Linked DNA regions of Homo sapiens: all the other regions are linked to region 1. The links are chromatin contacts, found by Hi-C or POLR2A ChIA-PET in ENCODE. All regions are on one chromosome and are shown on one strand. The core of a region is the stretch at or near the end of the contact, and the rest is flanking DNA. Distances in the headings are between cores, read along the strand shown.

The links. A loop is a pair of places that touch in the nucleus more often than their neighbours do. ChIA-PET counts read pairs that join two places held with the same protein, here RNA polymerase II (POLR2A). Pooled maps may share reads with other maps.
Region 2: a loop to region 1 is called in a pooled map, with 2.7 times the contacts of the local background. The contact joins two enhancer-like sites. A Hi-C loop is called at or near these places in 2 of 50 pooled maps. POLR2A ChIA-PET finds 5 or more read pairs at or near these places in 2 of 52 experiments (OCI-LY7 and activated T-cell).
Region 3: a pooled map shows a loop between it and region 1 (4-fold over the local background). The contact joins two enhancer-like sites. A Hi-C loop is called at or near these places in 3 of 37 single-sample maps with no recorded cell type and 5 of 50 pooled maps. POLR2A ChIA-PET finds 5 or more read pairs at or near these places in 1 of 52 experiments (Panc1).
Region 4: a loop to region 1 is called in a pooled map, with 2.9 times the contacts of the local background. The contact joins two enhancer-like sites. A Hi-C loop is called at or near these places in 2 of 37 single-sample maps with no recorded cell type and 2 of 50 pooled maps. POLR2A ChIA-PET finds 5 or more read pairs at or near these places in 1 of 52 experiments (BJ).

Annotation. Positions count from the first base shown.
Region 1 is chr4:145,194,132-145,197,165 of GRCh38, reverse strand. LOC105377465 (a long non-coding RNA gene) reads left to right here. Exons shown (of 3, transcript XR_939276.1): 3 at 22-421. Among named protein-coding and RNA genes, the nearest start is that of OTUD4, 15 kb to the right of the region's middle. Within about 2 kb of position 1,430, at least 3 of the 41 ENCODE cell types and tissues checked have a DNase peak (open chromatin) inside an H3K27ac peak, as active enhancers do.
Region 2 is chr4:145,885,721-145,888,754 of GRCh38, reverse strand. It overlaps ZNF827 (zinc finger protein 827), which reads left to right. Exons shown (of 15, transcript NM_001306215.2): 4 at 2,597-3,034. Among named protein-coding and RNA genes, the nearest start is that of ZNF827, 52 kb to the left of the region's middle. RefSeq lists a silencer at 1,652-1,751. Within about 2 kb of position 1,435, at least 9 of the 41 ENCODE cell types and tissues checked have a DNase peak (open chromatin) inside an H3K27ac peak, as active enhancers do.
Region 3 is chr4:145,826,608-145,829,641 of GRCh38, reverse strand. The region is part of intron 7 of ZNF827 (zinc finger protein 827); the gene reads left to right. Among named protein-coding and RNA genes, the nearest start is that of ZNF827, 110 kb to the left of the region's middle. Within about 2 kb of position 1,586, at least 5 of the 41 ENCODE cell types and tissues checked have a DNase peak (open chromatin) inside an H3K27ac peak, as active enhancers do.
Region 4 is chr4:145,772,337-145,775,370 of GRCh38, reverse strand. It overlaps ZNF827 (zinc finger protein 827), which reads left to right. Exons shown (of 15, transcript NM_001306215.2): 11 at 699-865. It also overlaps a transcript of C4orf51 not described here. Among named protein-coding and RNA genes, the nearest start is that of C4orf51, 94 kb to the right of the region's middle. Within about 2 kb of position 1,595, at least 7 of the 41 ENCODE cell types and tissues checked have a DNase peak (open chromatin) inside an H3K27ac peak, as active enhancers do.

The DNA of each region.
Region 1 (3,034 bases), core at 181-2,680:
CTTTTTCTTTCTGTGTTACAGTAAGGGAAGAAGTCACCACACATCCCAGCTGGAGGAGGGAACATGACTGGCTCACTTCAGCACCCTCACCATTGTTCCAGATATCCAAGGCCCTCCTTGGACCTCAACAAGACTTAAGCCGCTGCAGAGACGGTGTAAATGTGGAGTGGCTGGTTGGGGACAGAGTGAAACTCCTGGAATCAGATGGTGATCTGCTGATAAGCTGGGTCTGTGCCAGCCAGCAGAGTCCATGCGTGCAAGAGCCTGGAGTCTCCCCCTGTGAAGGCTTGGGGCTGGTTGGGCAGTAAGCCTCACAGTAATCCTTAGTCCTGTTAGATGGGAGTTCTAAATTTATTTTCAAAGAATTAATATGTCAGTATGTTCAATTCTTTGCCTTCTACTTTTAAACTTAACTTCCTCATAAAGCAACCTTTTTCCATTACCTACCCCACCCTAACTCATTCTGATCACCTGCTCCACCCTAACTCATTCTGACCACCTGCTCCACTCTAACTCATTAGGATTACCTGCTACCTGCTCTGCCCTGACTCCCGCCAAAGCTCTCATCCCATCATTCTCTTTCAATTAGCCAATCGGAATTAGTTTAGCCTGTGTGGTCTAACCCTAGCTAACAGGAGAATGACACAGCGGCTGCAGCCAAGTTCGTCAGGGATAAGAACCCCTTCCCCTCCCTTGTCCACCTGGGCGCTCACCATTGTTCCATCTGTAAGGGCGCACCGTTCTATATAGAAGTAACTTGCCTTGCTGAGAATTAAAAAGAAAATTTTATATTCGAGTGCTATTTCTTTTGCGGCACCAAAACTTTATGTGTAATAGTCCACCTACTCTGCACTTCTTGCGCACCAGGCTCCTACTTTCTGTGACATTTTTTCCTAGGTTTATGTCCCAATCACCAGTTCCTATCATCTCACTTCATGTGCTTTCTGCTTTTTTTTTTTTTGTACATAGTCACACACAAATCAAATGACTATTCTTAATTTCTTTCACAATAGTTTTTTTTTTTTTTTTTTTGAGACTGACTCTTGCTCTGTCGCCCAGGCTGGAGTGCAGTGGTGTGATCTCGGCTCACTGCAACCTCCACCTCCTGGGTTCAAGCAATTTTATTGCCTCAGCCTCCCAAGTAGCTGGGATTACAGGCGTGCGCCACCACTCCTGGCTAATTTTTGTGGTTTTAGTAGAGACGAGGTTTCACCATGTTGCCCAGGCTAGTCTTGAACTCCTGGGCTCAAGCAATCCACCCACCTCGGCCTCCCAAAGTGCTTGGATTACAAGTGTGCACCACCATGCCAGGCCCCACAATAGATCTTGATGGCTCATTAAAACTCGTGCTTAGAGCAATAGCCTTATAGGCTAGTGGTCAGTCTTTAAAACAGGTAAGGGAAATACCTTCATTCCATTCTCAGGAGTGGCAGTAGACATGCCTTTCCTGGAATGTGTTTATTGCAAAGAAAGAGAAAGAAAACATTAAAACAAGAAGTTCATGTCCTGCTACACTTTCTCATTCTACTGGTGCTTTATTTTTTCTTGGTACTTTATTGTCTACTTCTTCATCTTAGATTATCTATGGATAAGATTTTTATAAAAATGGATAATTAGGAGACTGAATGTGCTATTTATAGTTACAAGTATTTATCCTAGAAGATAATACCAGACAAGCTTATTATATTACCAAATAATGAGTTTACACATGTTGACTGTTCTTGCTAATTGGGGAAAATGAAACAAACACTTACTGAATTGTTTGGAAACATGGTAGATTTTGGCACAAGAAAATGTGGCTGACTTTATACAACTGAGCCTTGTGGTAGACCCAACAGCAAATACAGGAGTCTCCCTTTATCTGAGGTTTTGCTTTCTGCAGTTTCAGTTCCCCATGGTACAGTACAATAAGATATTTTCAAAGAAAGAAAGGGAAAGACCACATTCACATAACTTTTATTACAGTATTTTATTATAATTATTCTATTTTATTTGCCGAGTTTATAAATTAAACTTCATCATAAGTATGCATTAATATGTATAGAAAAAAACAGAACGTATAGGTTTCGGTACTGTCTACAGTTTCAGTCATTCCCCTGGGGGTCTTGAAATGTATCTCCCGCCAGTAAGGGGAGATTACTATAATAAAATGCATTTTTTTTAATTTTTAAGTTTATTTGAAATACTTATACTTCTTATTTATTTATGTATTTATATTTTTGGAGACAGAACCTCACTCTATCCCCCAAGCTGGAGTGCAGTGGCGTCATATCAGCTCACTGCAACCTCCACCTCCCAGGTTCAAGTAATTCCCATGACTCAGCCTCCCCCATGTAGATGGGATTACAGGCGCCTGCCACCACACCTGGCTAATTTTTGTATTTTTAGTAGAGAAGAGGTTTCGCTATGTCGACCAGGCTGGTCTTGAACTCCTGACCTCAGGTAATCCGCCCGCCTTGGCCTCCCAAAGTGCTAGGATTACACGTGTGAGCCCCACCATGCCTGGCCCATTTTTATTTATTTTTTATGGCAGCTCTATTGAGGTATAATTCATATCTCACAAAATTCACCTTTTCAAAGTGCACAATTTCATGGTTTTAGCATATTCATAGAGATGCACAACTTTTACCCTGATCTAATTTCAAAATATTTTCACCTGTCCTCAAAAATCTTACCTATTAACAGCCACTCCCCATTCTCCCACTCCTCAACTCCCTCTACTTTCTGTCTCTATGGATTTGCCTTTTCTGGACATTTCATATAAAGGGAATCATACATGTGGCCTTTTGTGCCAGGCTTGTTTCATTTAGCATATTTTCAAGGTTCACCATTTTGTTGTTGTGTTGTACTTTGATTTTAATTGTATTATATGGATATACCATATTTGTTTATTCATCCATCAGTTGATGGACATTTGGGTTATCTCTACTTTTCAGCTATTATGAATAATGTTGCTAAGAACATTAGTATACAAGTTTTTATCTGGACACGTTTTTAATTATCTTGAATGTATACCTTGAAGTATAATTGTTCG
Region 2 (3,034 bases), core at 186-2,685, 690 kb before region 1:
AAAATTGAACAGAAAAGGTGAGGAAGACTGCTAAGATAAAGAACACTGGTGAAGTATTAGCAGGAAACTGACCGAGAGTCAGGGTACTGAGTTCTAGTAGCCTCAGGTCTGCCATTTAAGGAGCTCTAACTTCTCATGAAGGCCCTCACCTGTCCCCCTAGTGGGGGATGGAGTAGAGGTTTCCCAAAATTTCCCCAAGCTCTGAAATACCACAACCCAAGCATCCAACTGCTACCAAGAAATGGCCCCAATGGTGAAGAGATGGCCCTAATGATGTAACAGCACCTGATATGGGTTGTTTGTGTGAAATGACCAGAGGATAGGTGAGCCCCTAAACATGGCCTGGAGAGAATGACGTGCTTTAGAGAAGCATGTCTTCATTTTAGTAGACTAAGAAGATCTTTAAAGCAAATGTCAAGCTAAAGAGAATAAAAATTATGACAGAAAAGTGCTCGAATGTCAGGAGAGAAGGGGGAAAAACTGCAGTCAGAGGATAGAGCTAATACTTCTCTCAAAGGCCAAATGTGATATATAGTCCTTTTGGGAAGTTGTAGCTCAAAAAAAATTGTTAAGTGCAAAAGTCAACAAAATACCCACTGTTTTTCCTTTAAAGCTTCACTAATTTGTCCATAACTAAATATAACAAGGCCAGGATCTGGTGAAAAAGAAGTCACATAAAATACATGCACATAGACGGTTTTTAATCCAGGACTCCCTTTTGATTTTAGAACTTGGGCTTGTGCTCTGTCCTTTTCCTTCTTCCAGAAGCTGCTTCCGGAGCTTCTGTTCTTGGATTAGCTCCCCTCCTCTCCTGGGTCAGTAGATGTAAGGACACTTCTGAAATGGATCTGCCCCACTGCACTGCTCTCAGGGACAATGGAAGCTCTCTAACTCGTGACCTTTATCACCTGGTTCCAGGGCATGCTTTTGGCAGCACCGGTCAGGGTCCCATGGGACTGTGACCTGAGGTCCCCAAGGTGCCTGCTTCTGCGTGAATTGGTCGGAGGAGATGGTGGGGATTCTGTGAGAAAGCAATGAAATGGTCAGCTCCTAGTGAAATCCTTTTGTTGTGAAAGAACAGAAAGGGGTGATGTTAACAGCTGGTGACAATCAGTGTGTTTCCCCACCCCCAGCACTCCACCCCAGCAGAGGGAAAGCCTTTCCATGATCAGGACTTTGCCTAACTGAGTTTAAGTGTATATGGCTATTTCTGTTAAGAAACTCGTGCTTTGGGGGACCCAGAATCTCTTCTGTTGTTTTTTTCAAAAAGCCACAGTGGGGTGCTGTAGCGACAGGATCTCACCATTAACTTTTAATTTCTTTGCTTTTGTTGGTCACTTAACATTATTTAAAAGTATGTTTTGGCTGGTGAATAATGCTTTTGGATTGCATTCAGAATGCATAAACAGCTGTTGTAAAACTTGCTCTCTTGGAAAGGAAACCTACCGAGAGGGGCCAGGTGGTGCAGCGGATTAACGCATGAGCCTTTAACCTTGGTGAGACCTGGGTTCGAGTCCTGCTTAGGTCACCCCTAAAAGAGGAGGTGTCAGTTTTGTTTTGCTTTTGGGTTCCAATCACTCACTTGTTTGTTCAGATCACACAGCTCCCCAAATCATTTGGCCCACATCTACACAATTGGCAGTTCTACTTAAGGGAGGACCAGTCCTGAAATAGCAGAGTGTAGCAGGTCAGCACTAAAGTGCATTGGCAGAGATAAATGGGGAAGTTACAAGCTTATGAGCACCTGCCAGCTCAAAGCCTGGCTCAGGCCAATGCAATGATTTCCTCACTTTTTTAAGCACTAAATTTGGTAGTGACAGGAAGAAAAAGTTTCTCCCAATTTTTACAGGTATCATGTGCATGCAAGACTGGAACTGGATTTAAAAGTCTGCATTCTTTCATTGCAGACGTCAGAATCTGGAGCATGATATTATAGCCACGTTTGGAAAAATTGGTTTCCTCTTGCTCAGAATACTTGGTGAGGGTCAGACCTTGGTTTTTCTCCTACTTTGTTTTTTTTTTTTGTATGTAATTTCGCTCAATCCATTTATTCTGGGGCCTCAATTTCTCTGTCTTTGAAACGGGAATACCCTGGAGACATTATTTTCTACATTCTTAATTACCTAAGAGCAGCATTTTGAAAACTGAAATTATGTTTGCAGAACATAACTAACAAAAAATTGGATGAATGCAAAGTATCATTATTGTGAGAGGAATTACTTGACAGGTTACCTCTTTTGATCCCCAACTAGTAATTTTGTAAGTTTGGATTGTGCTGGGTTTATAATATTTTCTCTGAAGACATCAACTGAGATCAGATGACTAGAATAGTGGGATGCTACCCAAAATAGCATCCGTTGGCCGGCTGCATCCTCAGTTGTGAGCATGGCCCTAATAATGGACTCTTAACCTATGTGGACCCACTTTATGTTTAGGGATTGGCCTCATTACCTGGAGCCCCATAGTGAAATGCTCTGCAGTACAAAGGCCAGCCCTTTGCACGGTGAGGAAATGATTGATGAATAGTCTGGATCTACAGCAAGGCATTTTCCATAAATGCACGGTGGCTAGCTCATTCTTCTTGCTTCTCCGTCAGGTTCATCAGCACCAGGATCGGGGAGAGACCTTTCAGTGCCAGCTGTGCCCTTTTACTTCCTCACGCCACTTCAGCCTGAAACTCCACATGCGTTGCCATCAGCACTTCCTGAGGACAGAAGCCAAGGTGAAGGAGGAGATCCCAGACCCAGATGTCAAGGGATCTCCCCACCTCAGTGACAGTGCCTGCCTGGGGCAGCAAAGGGAAGGAGGAGGGACAGAGCTAGTGGGGACCATGATGACGTCTAACACTCCAGAGAGGACTAGCCAGGGAGGGGCTGGCGTCTCGCCTTTGCTGGTGAAGGAGGAACCCAAGGAAGATAACGGCCTGCCCACCTCCTTTACTTTGAATGCTGCCGACAGGCCCGCCAACCACACAAAGCTGAAAGACCCCTCCGAGTATGTGGCCAACAGTGCGTCAGCATTGTTCAGCCAGGAC
Region 3 (3,034 bases), core at 337-2,836, 630 kb before region 1:
CTCTCTTTTTGCAACATATAGTTTCTCAGACATATATCTAAGTCAGATAGCTTGTTTTTAAAATTTCCTTAAAGTAACACAAAAGAAAATTAAAAATTACCCCAGATTCTTTCAGACATGTTTTATCCAGCTCTCGAAATCTGTAAACCCTGTTAGGTCACATAATATATGGCTGAATATATGATAATCGAGTACTTTTACTTGATTAATTCACCGAAGAATTTTTTTTTTAAGATTCACTATTTTAAAAAAATCTACTAAGGTAATTTGTCTCTGTGCAGATAGAAGTCAGACTGTCACTTTAGGATGATTTGCCAGAAACTCTTACATTTAATAGAATTTCATGCCACCCTGATCTATCTAGTCCCTTCTGAGTTCCAAGTAAAAACTCATTACAGTGCAGTCTTTCTTTATTTAATCTTTTTCTTTTCTATTTGTCATTCCCAAGTTTAGTCTTGAAAGTTACTGTCTCTTAGAAAAAAAATCTGTTTCTTCTCTATTGCTCCTTTAAAACTGTTGTGTCATTACCAAAGAAGGTCTTTTCCAAACTTTCTCTCACAGTCTGTACTCACCTTCTTTTCTGTTTTCTTTTGGTTTTGTTATTGCTGTCAAAATGAGAATCCCTGTAACGTTTGGTTTCAGTGGTGGCACTTGGGGAGGGTTGATTTTAAGTAGATGAGCCTTCTCTTCTGCATGAGACAAAACTCTCTGTTGGCCCTCAGGTGTTAAAGGTGGAAATACTGGTGTCACAATAGGCACTTAGCAAAATGTATCACTATTTAGAGCCATAATCCTTTATGGACTTTTATTATTTATTGTAAGTCTTTTCCTTTCTCAGCCCTGTGCTGCTGACCCCACATCCCATGCCTGGCCTGGAATTGTCCACTCACTATGACACCCCTGCCCCTTCATATCTTAGCCCTTAGATTTTCTACAGGAGAAAAATCAAAATATACTTTCCACAGCCATTTCACTTGTATCCAGAAAAGAAACTCAAGGAGATAAAAGTTTTATAAGATTGTATTTTCAAAACCCAGGGAAATTAACAGGGGGCTTGGGCTCTTTGATGTCCATACCATCAACTTCCAGATGCTGCTACTGAAGAGTTACTGAATATTTATGAATTATGTAAGTCTTCCAGCTAGCCTGTCTTTGACCCGGGCCAAAGGGAATATGTTGTGATAGATGATGATTTTGTTGAGTGAAAATAAGTGATGATTCCCTCCCCATTAGCTGTTAATTTCCACCTCCTCCTCTATCAACTTTTTACCAAAAATATTAACCAGAAATAAACCTCTTTTCTTGCTTTTTTCCACTTCCTTGGCTTACTTTCTGGATGGAGGGGCTTTTTCATAATAAAATGACTGAAGTCTAGGCAGCTGAGGATTCAGAAGCAAGGGCTATATGGTGTTCACAAACTGGCTCCTTTTCTGGAACAGTTGGTAACTGGCTGAAGTAACCAGTTGGAGGACAGTACAAACATGCTTCGGGGCACGTCGTAAAGTCCAGTGCATTTCATGGATTGTTTTACTCCCTGGGAAGATGCAGCCCGCTTCATCCTGTGTCCGGTACCTCCTGGAACTTGCCTCTCCGCTGCCCGCTGCCAACAGTGACAGTCACTGAGCAGCATGAACGAGGTGTCAGCCTCACCACCCCTTACTGAAGTGCTTTTTCCACCGCAAAGCTGGGTGTCACCTGAGAACGGATGTGCTTCTGTACTTTACGGTCACTGGCACAGGAGAAGAAAAAGAACTTACGGAATATGATTTCAGCATTCTGAAAATGAACTTTCATGGGACAAAGTTACACATGGAGTGTCTTCTGTTTTCTTAGTTCCTTGTGCAGAGAGTTAAGGATAACCAGTGTTATTGGAGATCTAATCCCATGAAGCAAGCTCTGCTCTATAGGGCATGCTGCAAGTTTAGTTTTTTCTCCTTCCTGAAGCATGAAGCTAATCTGGGTACCAGAAGGATTAATACACAGTTGTGTATGTAGCCATAGTGCCACCATGTGCTTTACAGCTTTGGCGAAATAGAAGCTTACAAACAGCTAACGACCTCTTTACCCTTCCTTCTTCATTTACAGTTAATAGCAGAGACAGGCTTGCTCTAGGAAGCTGTAGGTACAGCAGTGGCGAATGTTTAGAGTTGCAAATTGACCAGGCCCATGAGTGGTACAAGTTTTAGGAAATTGGGGCATATCTTAACTTCTATAGGGAAATAAAGACAAAAATTATTTTTACTTGCTCTATTTCTCAATAGAAAAGTCTTTCAGCTTCCTTCAGTACCTTTATACTGAAACGACTGGTCCCTACTCCCCTCCATCACCCCCTTCTCTATCTCTTCCTTTTCTCCATTTGTTGCAAGGATTCATGGGTCTCTATTGTCCATAAATTCCTTAGGTGTTAACGGACCAACGAAAGGCAGTGTAGCTGAGCGGGAAAGAGTGCAGATGGGGAAGCCATCATGCTCAACTCATGGGCATGGGCAACTACCTAACTTCTTTGTGCCTAAGTCTCCACATCTGTAAAATAGGGATAATGCAGTAGTCCCTCCTTATCCACACAGGGAATATGTTTCAAGACCCACAGTGGTTGGCAGGGCGTGGTGGCTCATGCCTGTAATCCCAGCACTTTGGGAGGCCGAGGCAGGTGGGTCACATGAGGTCAGAAAATCGAGACCAGCCTGGCCAACAAGGCAAAATCCCATCTCTACTAAGAATACAAAAATTAGTCGGGCGTGGTGGCACACGCCTGTAATCCCAGCTACTTGGGAGGCTGAGGCTGGAGAATTGCTTGAACCCAGGAGGCGGAGGTTGCAGTGAGCCAAGATTGCGCCATTGCACTCCAGCCTGGGCAACAAGAGCAAAACTCTGTCTCAAAAAAGAAAAAAAGACCCACAGTGGTTGCCGGAAACCTCAGATAGTACTGAACCCTATATACACAATGCTTTTTCCTATGCATACATATGGTAAAGTTTAATTTATAAATTAGGCATAGTAAGAGATTAACAACAATAACTAATAATAAAATAGG
Region 4 (3,034 bases), core at 346-2,845, 580 kb before region 1:
TTCCCCATGGTTGTATCACACTTTAGTATGTGGATTTTATGTTTCATTTCTGTATTCAATCATGAATCAATATTGGTTTGATTGCCATAAAACCCCCAAGTTTCTGGCTGTCAAATCTTGTCCTAGAGAGTTGCCATACTGATTGGTGGAAACTTGCTTTTGCAGGAAATGTCTCTAGCAGTGGGTGGCTTCTATCAGAAGTTGTCCCGGATAGAGTAGCCTCTTGCTTGGAGTGCCATACAACAAACTGTAGGTGCTTTCATTGCTACTAGGGAAGGTTTCCAGAGCCAGAGAGAGGTTCCTGGACTATGAGGTGCTCTCCGAGTTTATCAGTGGACCGGCACCACTAAATACCTTGGCAATGCTACCCCACATCTCTTTGCCCAAAGGAAATCAATTAGGTGATGTGCAGCATCTGGAATCCATAGTTTTAAATTAACTTTATGATTATTTAGCATCATTATAACACATATGTGATTGTTACATGATGCTGGCCCTTAGTCTCTTTGGCACAGTGACTACTTTAGAGGCATCCCAGAAAGCAGAAGAATTTTCTAATGCAAAACCTTTTGGTGGAGAGACAAATGTGTTTCAAATTCCAGTTTTCTTGAGTGTACTGTGTATAAATGGACAGCCTACATTTAGAAGTATGTGTCACCCTTTTCTCTCCCCCTCTTTTCTTTTACCCTTTCATGTAGTTGTCACGTGTGTGGATTTGAGACCGAGCTCAATGTCCAGTTTGTCAGCCACATGTCACTCCACGTGGACAAGGAGCAGTGGATGTTTTCGATCTGCTGCACTGCCTGCGACTTCGTCACCATGGAGGAAGCAGAGATAAAGACTCACATTGGCACCAAGCACACAGGTGACCATTCCTGTCTGTCCTTCTCACACTCCTTCTCCATCCCCTGCACCCCAGAGCACCTGCCACCTGGCCGAAGCATCCCCACTGCCCTGAGACATTGCCCTTTTCCTTCCATGGAAGGAAGGACTTTCCCAAGGCATGAAAGCCACATTTCCCTGTAGTCATAATACTGTTTCCTGGCATGCCTTGTGCCTCACTGCTCTGAAAGACTCCCAAGTTCAGATGTGGTTGAGAGGTGCCGAGCTCTTTGCTTGTTGCTCATCCTGATCCTCTTCCTCATCACCATATGTGACAGTCTTTCAATGCCCCAGTCTTATGCCTTTGCACACTGGCTCTCATTTAAGCCCCATAGCAACCCTCTAAGTGAATACTATTATTATCACACTGTACAGTACAGGTGAAGAAACAGGCTTAACAGAGGTGAGATATTCCATCCAAGGTCAGCAACTAGGGGTTGCTGTGGTCACTAGTTTCAGTCACTAGTTCAGTAGTCACTAGTTTCAGTGACTACTGAAACTCAGCCCAGAACAGTTTTCATTCCAGAGCTTGCTCTCTGTATCATTGCTGTTCTGACAGCCCCGAGAAACACTTGGCAGAGCTTTGAACCTTTCTGTTTTCCCATGCCAGGGCACTACACACCTACTTCTGTAGGCTCTGTTCCTCTCCAGTGAAACTGCAGCCCTGACGCTCTCCTTAATGACGCATGGCATGTGTGTTCGCGGCCAAAGAAAACCAGATTCTCCTGAAACAAACCCATCACTGTCTAGGCCATGGCCAAGGCTTCACCAGTGCTCGCCTGTTATTTAAGCTTCTTGCCATTCTGGTTAACTTCTTCCATTTATTGATGTTAACATTCTGACTTCACCATGCAATTATACTCTCACAAGTGATGGTTACAAATGATACCAGCAAGGAGTCATTAAGTGAGAATGAGGAGGAGCTCCGTCTGCATTTGCGGGGCTTACAAATTAAGAGCTGATGTTGCTGATTGCCAGCCCTGGGTGTTGGGTCAGCCCCTCACATCATCAGCACTTGAAGGATTCGGGAAGGGGAATTTCCCTGACAGTTGTGCTGACGATGTACACAGCAGAGGAGGATCTCTCTGTGTTTCTCTGGCCACTTTGGCTCAGTGGTGCCAACAGTAATAAAAGCTTGTTTTTGTCAGTAAATTGAGCAGCTATGACTTGGAGGTCTGCAGAGAGCCGTTATGCCAAGTGAGAAGGTGCCATTTTTACAGTCAGTTGTCTGACTGTAACCACATTAGCCTGTGGGCAGCAGGTGAGCTGGGAAACCCATGTTGAAGACAAATTAAATTCAGCATTTCTGGAGTGGCTAATGGAGGAAAAGGCCAAACTCTTTTCCATTACCACTGGCTTTTCAGATAGTCTTTTTTTTCTCCTTTCTGTTAACCTTTGTTCTAACCCTCTTTACTCCAAAGTATACCTGAACCCAGTTGAAAACCTTCCTCCCTCCCATCCTGCTCCAAAGCCCCCTCCACACCCATACCACCATAGAAACCATAGAAACCATATGGCTAGGCAGAAGCTGGACTTGTCATCATTTAATTGTCGTGAGTGGAAACTTCACAACTAACCAGTGCAAACACATACCTCGTAATTACCACAGGGAATGAAGCAAAGATCTTGTTCTCTCTGATGTAGCAGGATTCAGGGCTCATTGTCTAGCAGGAAAGAATATTCTTGTTTGTTAGTACAGTCACCCAAGAGTGAAATGCATTAAAGAAGTTTCTTTTTTAATTCAGTAGGAGCCTTTAATGCTGCTGCTCTAAGAATAAGGTTAAAACCTATTTTATAAGCCAGGGTCCTGCAAGCTTTTTTCAAAGGGGCAAATAGTAAATATTTTAGGCTTTCAGGTCATACAGTTTCTGTCACTACTACTCAACTCGGCTGTTGAAACTTGAAAGTAGTCGTAGACAATATGCAAATGAGTGGGCATGGCCATGTTCCAATAAAACTTTATTTATAAAAACAGGAGGCTCATTTGAGCCCAAGGACTGTAGTTTGCTGACCCCCATTATAAGCTAATGGTCTCACAGCAAGGGTTTCCTGTATTTAGTATAGTTTTGAGATGTTTCAGTTTGACCCAAAATAGATCAATCTAAATCTGTAAATTAGTAAGTTGGACTATTGCAAAGTTAGGGTATAAAGC